Regions from separate parts of the Homo sapiens genome. Here all the other regions are linked to region 3. The links are chromatin loops, found by intact Hi-C in ENCODE. Cell type or tissue: dorsolateral prefrontal cortex. All regions are shown on one strand.

What was found. A loop is a pair of places that touch in the nucleus more often than their neighbours do. Peaks named below come from ENCODE experiments on the same cell type or tissue, not always from the same donor. Only the 100,000 strongest peaks of a DNase experiment are listed, where the experiment ranks them.
Region 1: a loop joins it to region 3, with 7 times the contacts of the local background. A loop is called at or near these places in 6 of 110 quality-filtered maps.
Region 2: a loop joins it to region 3, with 5 times the contacts of the local background. A loop is called at or near these places in 3 of 110 quality-filtered maps.

Annotation. Positions count from the first base shown.
Region 1 is chr4:44,424,296-44,426,795 of GRCh38, reverse strand. The region is part of intron 1 of KCTD8 (potassium channel tetramerization domain containing 8); the gene reads left to right. Among named protein-coding and RNA genes, the nearest start is that of KCTD8, 23 kb to the left of the region's middle. In dorsolateral prefrontal cortex, CTCF peaks have their summits at 778 and 979; a DNase peak (open chromatin) is centred at 955.
Region 2 is chr4:44,447,531-44,450,030 of GRCh38, reverse strand. It overlaps KCTD8 (potassium channel tetramerization domain containing 8), which reads left to right and starts at 1,222. Exons shown (of 2, transcript NM_198353.3): 1 at 1,222-2,468. The coding sequence starts at 1,508. In dorsolateral prefrontal cortex, CTCF peaks have their summits at 797, 997 (motif pointing left), 2,113 and 2,340; DNase peaks (open chromatin) are centred at 1,040, 1,980 and 2,380; H3K4me3 peaks cover 2,379 bases; H3K27ac peaks cover 1,961 bases.
Region 3 is chr4:44,255,137-44,257,636 of GRCh38, reverse strand. The region is part of intron 1 of KCTD8 (potassium channel tetramerization domain containing 8); the gene reads left to right. Among named protein-coding and RNA genes, the nearest start is that of KCTD8, 190 kb to the left of the region's middle. In dorsolateral prefrontal cortex, CTCF peaks have their summits at 840 and 1,041; no DNase peak of the experiment used is centred here; H3K4me3 peaks cover 243 bases; H3K27ac peaks cover 936 bases.

The DNA of each region.
Region 1 (2,500 bases), 170 kb before region 3:
TTAAAAGGTATGAATTATTTGTTTCATGATGGTTAAGTGGAATGCAACTAAAAATCAATACGGCTAGGGAATTTGGGGGAGGAAGAGACTTGCCTTTTCAAGTTCTTTAATACTTATAAATATATTCGTTTTTAATTTCCTTTTATACCAATTTGAAATTTTTATATTTTTCCAGAAATAACATCTTTTGTCTAGGTTTTCAATTTCAGTACCAAATGGGTACTCATAATATTGTTTTATCATTTTAATCTCTTTATGTGTCAACAGTTATTTCTCTGTCAACTTCTGTTTTTTGGTTATTTCTATTATCTCTCTCTTTCTCTTTTTCTCTCCCATCCTCCTCTATTCTCTTCCTCTCTTGTTCTTATAATGTCATTCTTACTCTGAATTTTGTTCACTCATTTTGGATTAGTTTGTCAGAGTCTATTCATCTATCAACTTCCTTAAAGCTTCTAGTTTTTTAATTTTTCCTAATTTTTTTTGGTGGGTTTGATTTCTATTGGTTTTTACTAGCTTCTTGATTATTTTCTTCCTCTGTTTCACTGGGTTTCCTCTGTGGCCTTTTTAGAGCTTAATGATTGGCTCGATTTTTTTCTAACCCTTTTTCTTTCTTGATGGACCTACTTAAAATAACTTTCCTTTTACATGGTACCTTACAAATGTATCATACATTTTGACATGTATTATTCAGCTTAAATTCTCTTATAATTTTTCTTTCCTTTTTAGTATACATTATCTAGTAGTCTTTTACTTGGTTTCTAGACACTTTTTTTTCAAATTCCTCTTGTTATTTATCGCTAATTTTTATTGCCTTTGGTTACATATCTTTGATATAGATATGTTGTGACTGCTGGTTTCTGTCTGGCAAATGGTATGGTACAGACAATGACTCTTGCAAGACAATGTCCAGGAGATGCACTAGCTGGGTCCCTCCCCAAATTATCCTCTGATGCTGTGCCTGGCCACTCTTGGCCACAGGGTGTCATCATCCCACAAGGATGTTTCCCAGACTTCTTATAATGATGGATAGATTGCGTTGATAGATTTAATTCCTCAAATCTATAGCTCCCTCTATCTTTTGTCCTAAGGGTAAATACTGCCTCCCCAGTATTCACCCATCTTGTGCTAGTCTGCCATCTTGTCAGTAATAACCAGAAACTACTGGTATTTTTTATTCATTGATTCTTTAAACATTCATCAACTACTGCCTAAGCATTGACAATGTCTGGAATGGTTCTAGGTGCTGAGGATTAAGTGGCAAAAAGACACACTAAACATCTGCCTCTTGGAACTCGCACTTTTATTGGTAAAAAATATTTTGTTTCCAAGCCAAAATGAAATATCTCCTTATTTTTATTAAATGAAAAAGTAACTGATTTGTTAGATTTAATTTTAATGTAAGCACTGTTATATGATATTTAGTTTCAAGAGAAGTGGAAGACTGGCTGACTGCACCATTTTCTCTGTTATTTGTTTTCTTTCAGATGCAGGTAGGACAACATTAGTAAATCACATTTAACTGTGGAATTAATCTATGGTAAATGGGTTCTTCCTTTCCCAAATCAGAATGTTTAGTCTACAGGAGTGTATTAGTTTGCTAGGATTCCCTTAACAAAGTACCACAGACTGGATGACTTAAACAACAAAAATTTGTCACAATTTTGGAGGCTAGAATTCCAAAATCAAAGTGTAGACAGTGTTGGTTTCTTCTAAGGCCTCTCTTTGTGGCTTGCAGATGGTCATCTTCAGGTTTTTCCTCAGTGTATCTGTGTCCCAATCTCTTCTTATACAGATACCAGTCATATTGGATTAGGGCCCATCCTAATGAACTCATTTAACCTTATTTACCTCCTTAAAGACCCTATTTCCAAATGCAGTCCCATTTGGAGTCACCGAGGATTAGAACTTCAAGATGAATTTGGGAGGGTTAGGGAACTCAATTCAGTCCATATCAATGAGAACTGGGTAACAGCAAAGTGTTTATTAATGTTATTATAGCAAATGTTCCTGGTAGATATTTTCTATTGATTAAATTAGCAGAACTATATATCGTGTCCAATGTGTTTAGAGTTCATATTTTTAGGGTTTATATCATTTTCATGTTTTGGAGTTGATTTTTTAGGGAAACATTCATGTGACTCTCTGTTTAGTTTTTCTGGGCTAAAGTCTGAAACAATTGCCAAACTTACTTTTTGTGGACACACCTGACTTATAGAGAGAAAAACCTCATACATTATACAAAACAAGAAATTGTGTAATGCTTTCAGTAGATACTTCCCAAACAGTATGTAGGTGTCTTTAATAGTCTGTAAAACTTCATTCTTCTGTACTAATTTCTGTCATTAAGTATAGAGGTGAAATTGGTTGACAGAGAAAAGAAAATGGCTGTTTACATTGTGTATATATGATGGTCTATCTAACTGTATGAAAAAGCAGGGACCTATGCTGGGTTGGGAGTGAGAACATTTGGTTAGGACATGCCTGATACTACGTATAGAGA
Region 2 (2,500 bases), 190 kb before region 3:
TGTGCCACAATACACCCTTTTCTCTTTTGTACTTCATAAATCAATGATTCTTTATGTTTCTGAACACAGATGTATGCCCCAGGGTAGAAGAAATATTTCTCATTTGCTTTCCTATTTTCAGTCTTTATCACAAGTAATGCTCATTTTGCAGACTGTACCTGTACTATGTACACATGGAAATTAAGGTGAGCTTAAATTCATATAATTTTTATTTGTGACCTTACTCTTGGGGTTAGAAGACTAATAAAAATATCAGCCACTTCTCTTGTTTGATGGAGCTGAAAGGGAAATGGAGAGATTAATGAGACTGATCAGGATTAGAAAGAATGAACAAATCGAGTAAATTTCCTCTCGGGCTCCGTCTCTCCCTCTATAAACATTTATTAAGCATCTAATTTAAAACTAAAAATTGTAAAAATGTCGGAAGGAAACAGTTGTTACATACACTCCTTTATTATTGTGAACTGAAAGCAGATTACAAAGTTTTAAAAATTATTCAAGGATATTCAGTGCACGCAGTCGTGAAATTTGATTCCAAGAGAGGTACGCGCATTTAGCCCTTCACTTAAACTGTATCATAAAGCCACTACAAGAGATGTACCTTCCCACCCTCACGTAATCTTTTTGCAATCACTGCTGGCAAGCCAACATTTGTGGTGATTTCAGATTAGGAGCCTGGCATCTTTGCTATAATCAAAACCTTATTCTCCCCTCTCCGCTCCTCCACTCCTTACCTTAATGAAAGTGCAAAAAACTAGTTTTACTGGGGAGGGAGGCAAGGAAGGAAGGAAGAGAAGAAGGAAAGGAGGGAGGAAAGGGGGTGGCACAGACCCAAGGAGGGAGTGAAATGAAGGAATGAGAGCGCTGTCCCTTTTTCTCGCTTTTGCTTTAGGAGCTCCCTGCCTGCCTGTCCCCGCGGGTCGGGGAGCTGCACCTCTTGCAGGCTCGGCTCTCGGCCCCGCCCCCTAGCGTCGGAGCCCGGGAGCCGCGGCTGCAGCCTATCTCTTTAAATGACAGCTGAGGCTCGGGTCCCAGTCCGGGGCTTGACGTCAGTGCCTCCTCCCGTGCTGCCAGGAGTAGTTAGCGCCACCGTCGGCGCTCCGGCCTCGCGGCACGCTTGCAAGCTGCCGGGGCGGCGAGTTTTCTTTGCTTCGGCCCCTCCTCCCGCCCTCCCCACGGAGAGCCGAGCAGCAGCCCTAGAGCCTCTCGCAAGTCTCTCTCACACTTCCCCGCCCTCGCCCCAAAGGAGCAGCAGCTCCTTCTTGCCTCTCCATTGCCGCCGCCGCACCGGCGGAGCTCCTCTCTCGCGCGTCTCTCCTCCGATGGAGCTCGGGCGCCGCCGACGCCGCCGCTGCCCCGAACCCTGAGCGGGGCCGCCCCGGTCGGAGGAACGCGCCGCCCAGTCCGAGGGCGCAGAGCGCCAGGAGCACGCGGAGGGCTGGGGCGCGGGCTCCGGGAACGAGAAAGTGCAGCTCTCTCGGGTCACTGGGCCGGCGGCGGGGGGACTATGGCTCTGAAGGACACGGGCAGCGGCGGCAGCACCATCCTGCCCATTAGCGAGATGGTTTCCTCGTCCAGCTCGCCCGGCGCGTCGGCCGCCGCCGCCCCGGGGCCCTGCGCACCCTCGCCCTTCCCTGAAGTAGTGGAGCTGAACGTAGGCGGCCAGGTTTATGTGACCAAGCACTCGACGCTGCTCAGCGTCCCGGACAGTACTTTGGCCAGCATGTTCTCGCCCTCTAGTCCCCGTGGCGGCGCCCGGCGCCGGGGCGAGCTGCCCAGGGACAGCCGGGCGCGCTTCTTCATCGACCGGGACGGCTTCCTTTTCAGGTACGTGCTGGATTATCTGCGGGACAAGCAACTCGCGCTGCCGGAGCACTTCCCCGAGAAGGAGCGGCTGCTGCGCGAGGCCGAGTATTTCCAGCTCACCGACTTGGTCAAGCTGCTGTCGCCCAAGGTCACCAAGCAGAACTCTCTCAACGACGAGGGCTGCCAGAGCGACCTGGAGGACAACGTCTCGCAGGGTAGCAGCGACGCGCTGCTGCTGCGCGGGGCGGCGGCCGCCGTGCCCTCGGGCCCGGGAGCGCACGGTGGTGGCGGCGGCGGCGGCGCGCAGGACAAGCGCTCGGGCTTCCTCACGCTGGGCTACCGGGGCTCCTACACCACCGTGCGCGACAACCAGGCCGACGCCAAATTCCGGCGTGTGGCGCGCATCATGGTGTGCGGGCGCATCGCGCTGGCCAAGGAGGTCTTCGGGGACACGCTCAACGAGAGCCGCGACCCCGACCGGCAGCCGGAGAAGTACACGTCCCGCTTCTACCTCAAGTTCACCTACTTGGAGCAGGCCTTTGATCGCCTGTCCGAGGCCGGCTTCCACATGGTGGCGTGTAACTCCTCGGGCACCGCCGCCTTCGTCAACCAGTACCGCGACGACAAGATCTGGAGCAGCTACACCGAGTACATTTTCTTCCGTAAGTTCGCAGCCCCGGCGTTTCCCAGCACC
Region 3 (2,500 bases):
ACTAGAAGTGACTATAGCTAAAAGTACTATATTAAGGTTGTAGTCTCAATAGGGACATAGGGAAAAATAATTAGAAAGAAAAACATTGTCATTGTTTTAGCCTTGAGGGGATGTTTTTCTATGTATATTTAAATTAACTGTTTAATTAAATATGCATGGCATGAAAACAGTGCCCTAAGGGACAGTCCTAGCCTTTGGCTAGGCCCTTGGGCCTTGAGAGAACAATTCAGTCTTTTAAATAAGACCTCGAAAAGACCTTAGTTAATATTTTCGATTAACTTATCCAAAGTGAATTTCTAAATCATTTTAATTTAAAACAATGTTTTAAATATCCCACATATTTTAATTTTCCCTGTTATCAATCAATATACATTCAGGGTCACATTTTAAATTTATATTTTAACCTATTATTGAAGTATAAAATACATACATTAAACTGATGGATTTTCACAAAGTGAACATTTTCATATAACCATAACCCAAACTAAAGATCAGACATTAACAGCACCTCTTTTTCTCCCTTACAGGCTCTAATCTTCCCCTAAGGGTAATGACTATTTACATTTTCTATAATCACAGTTTTTGTTTAAAATGTTATGTAAATTAGATCATACAGTATTTACCATTTTTACATCGAACCTCTTTCTTTCAACATTATTTTGGGGACATTTATGAAAAAAGAAACTGTTAGGTCATAGAGGATATTTGTTTTCTATTGCTCCTATAACAAATAACCACAGATTCAGTGGCTTCAACAATACAAATTTAATATCTTAACAGTTCTGGAAGTCAGCAATCTAAAATGAGTTGTCAGGGCTGCCTTTCTCCTTGAAGTTCTTGCCTTTTCCAGCTTCCAGAGGCCACCTGCATTCTTTGGCTCATGACTTCTTACTCAAAGCATTCTGATCTCTGCTTTCAACTGCTCATCTCCTCACTAACTGTTCCTCCTGCCTCCTGCTTACAAAGGCCCTTGAAATTACACCAGGCTCGCTCAGATTATACAGGATAAGTACCCCATCTTGTGACCCTTAATTTAATCACACCAACAAAATCTCTTATTTCCCAAAGAAGTTGTATCAGTTCACATTCCCACCAGTAGTGTATGAAACTTCCTTCCATATCCTCATCAACTGGTGGAATAATTTAAACACCTTTCATATATTTACTATATATTTGGATATCTTTTTTCTCGAAGTATCTATTCAAGTCACTAGCCAATTTTCTATAAGCTTTTTATATTTTATGTTTTTACAAATATATGTATATATCAAATACAAATTCTTTGTCATATGCATGAATTGAGAGCGTCTGCTACTCTGTGGGTTGTTGTTTCATGCTTTCTCATTTTCCTTTGATGAACAGAATATCTTATTTTAACCTGGTTGATATGGTTTGGCTGCGTCCCCACCTAAATCTTATCTTGACTTGTAGCTCTCATAATTCTCACGTCGTGGGAGGGACTGGTGGGAGGTAATTGAATAATGTGGATGGGTCTTTCCCCTGCTGTTCTCATGGTAGTAAGTCTCACAAGATCTGATGTGCAGTTCCCCTCCACATGCTCTCTTGCCTGCCACCATGTAACAAGCGCCTTTGCTTTCCCTTTGACTTCTACCATGATTGTGAGACCTCCCCAGCCATGTGGAACTGTGAGTCCATTAAACCTCTTCCTTTATAAATAACCTAGTCTGAGGTATGTCTTTATTAGCAGCGTGAGAACAGACTAATACAATAGTCAAATATTAATTTGTAATTTGTATTATTTTATAATGAACACTTTCCTGTGTGTCCTGTTTAAGATATATTTGCTGATGTCAAAGTAATAGAGATGTTATCTTATGTTTTTACTAAAATATTCATTATTCTTCTATTATGTTTACATCTAGAATTCATCTGTAATGGATTTTTGTGTATAACATCAGGCAGGGATACAAGATTATTTTTTACATGGAAGTCCAATTGAAACAATTTTTTTAAATGGGAAAAATTCTAGATCAAAAGACTCATTTTCTTCTTAAAAAGAGCTCTAAACAGTGAGATTGAATTACTGACATAGGGACATGGAAAGGGTTGGGATAAAAAGTTTTTTCTATTAAGACAATAGAGATCTGTGAAATATTTAAATATTAAAATGATGCACCTGGAGACATGATTAAGATAACTTAGACAACAGAAATTTTGAATAAAATTTAACAAAATTTTTTAAATGCTTAGATAATGTATAAGGAAACAAAAGAGAAAAAATCTTCAGGTTTCAGAAACAAGAGAATGAAAAAATTATAACTATATTGAGACATGATATTACTGGCTCCTTGAGGAAAGAATAAGATGGTTGGTGACTGAGAGATATTTCAGCCCTAGGGGCTTAGATGGGTTTTAGCAACCACAGAAGAACTGAAAGAAAGGCATAGATTCTGCTTAAGTTGAGATATTGGAGCTACAAGTTCTCCATTAGCCAAGAAAGCCAGCATCATAGTGAAGGGATGGTTTTGAAAAAAAGACG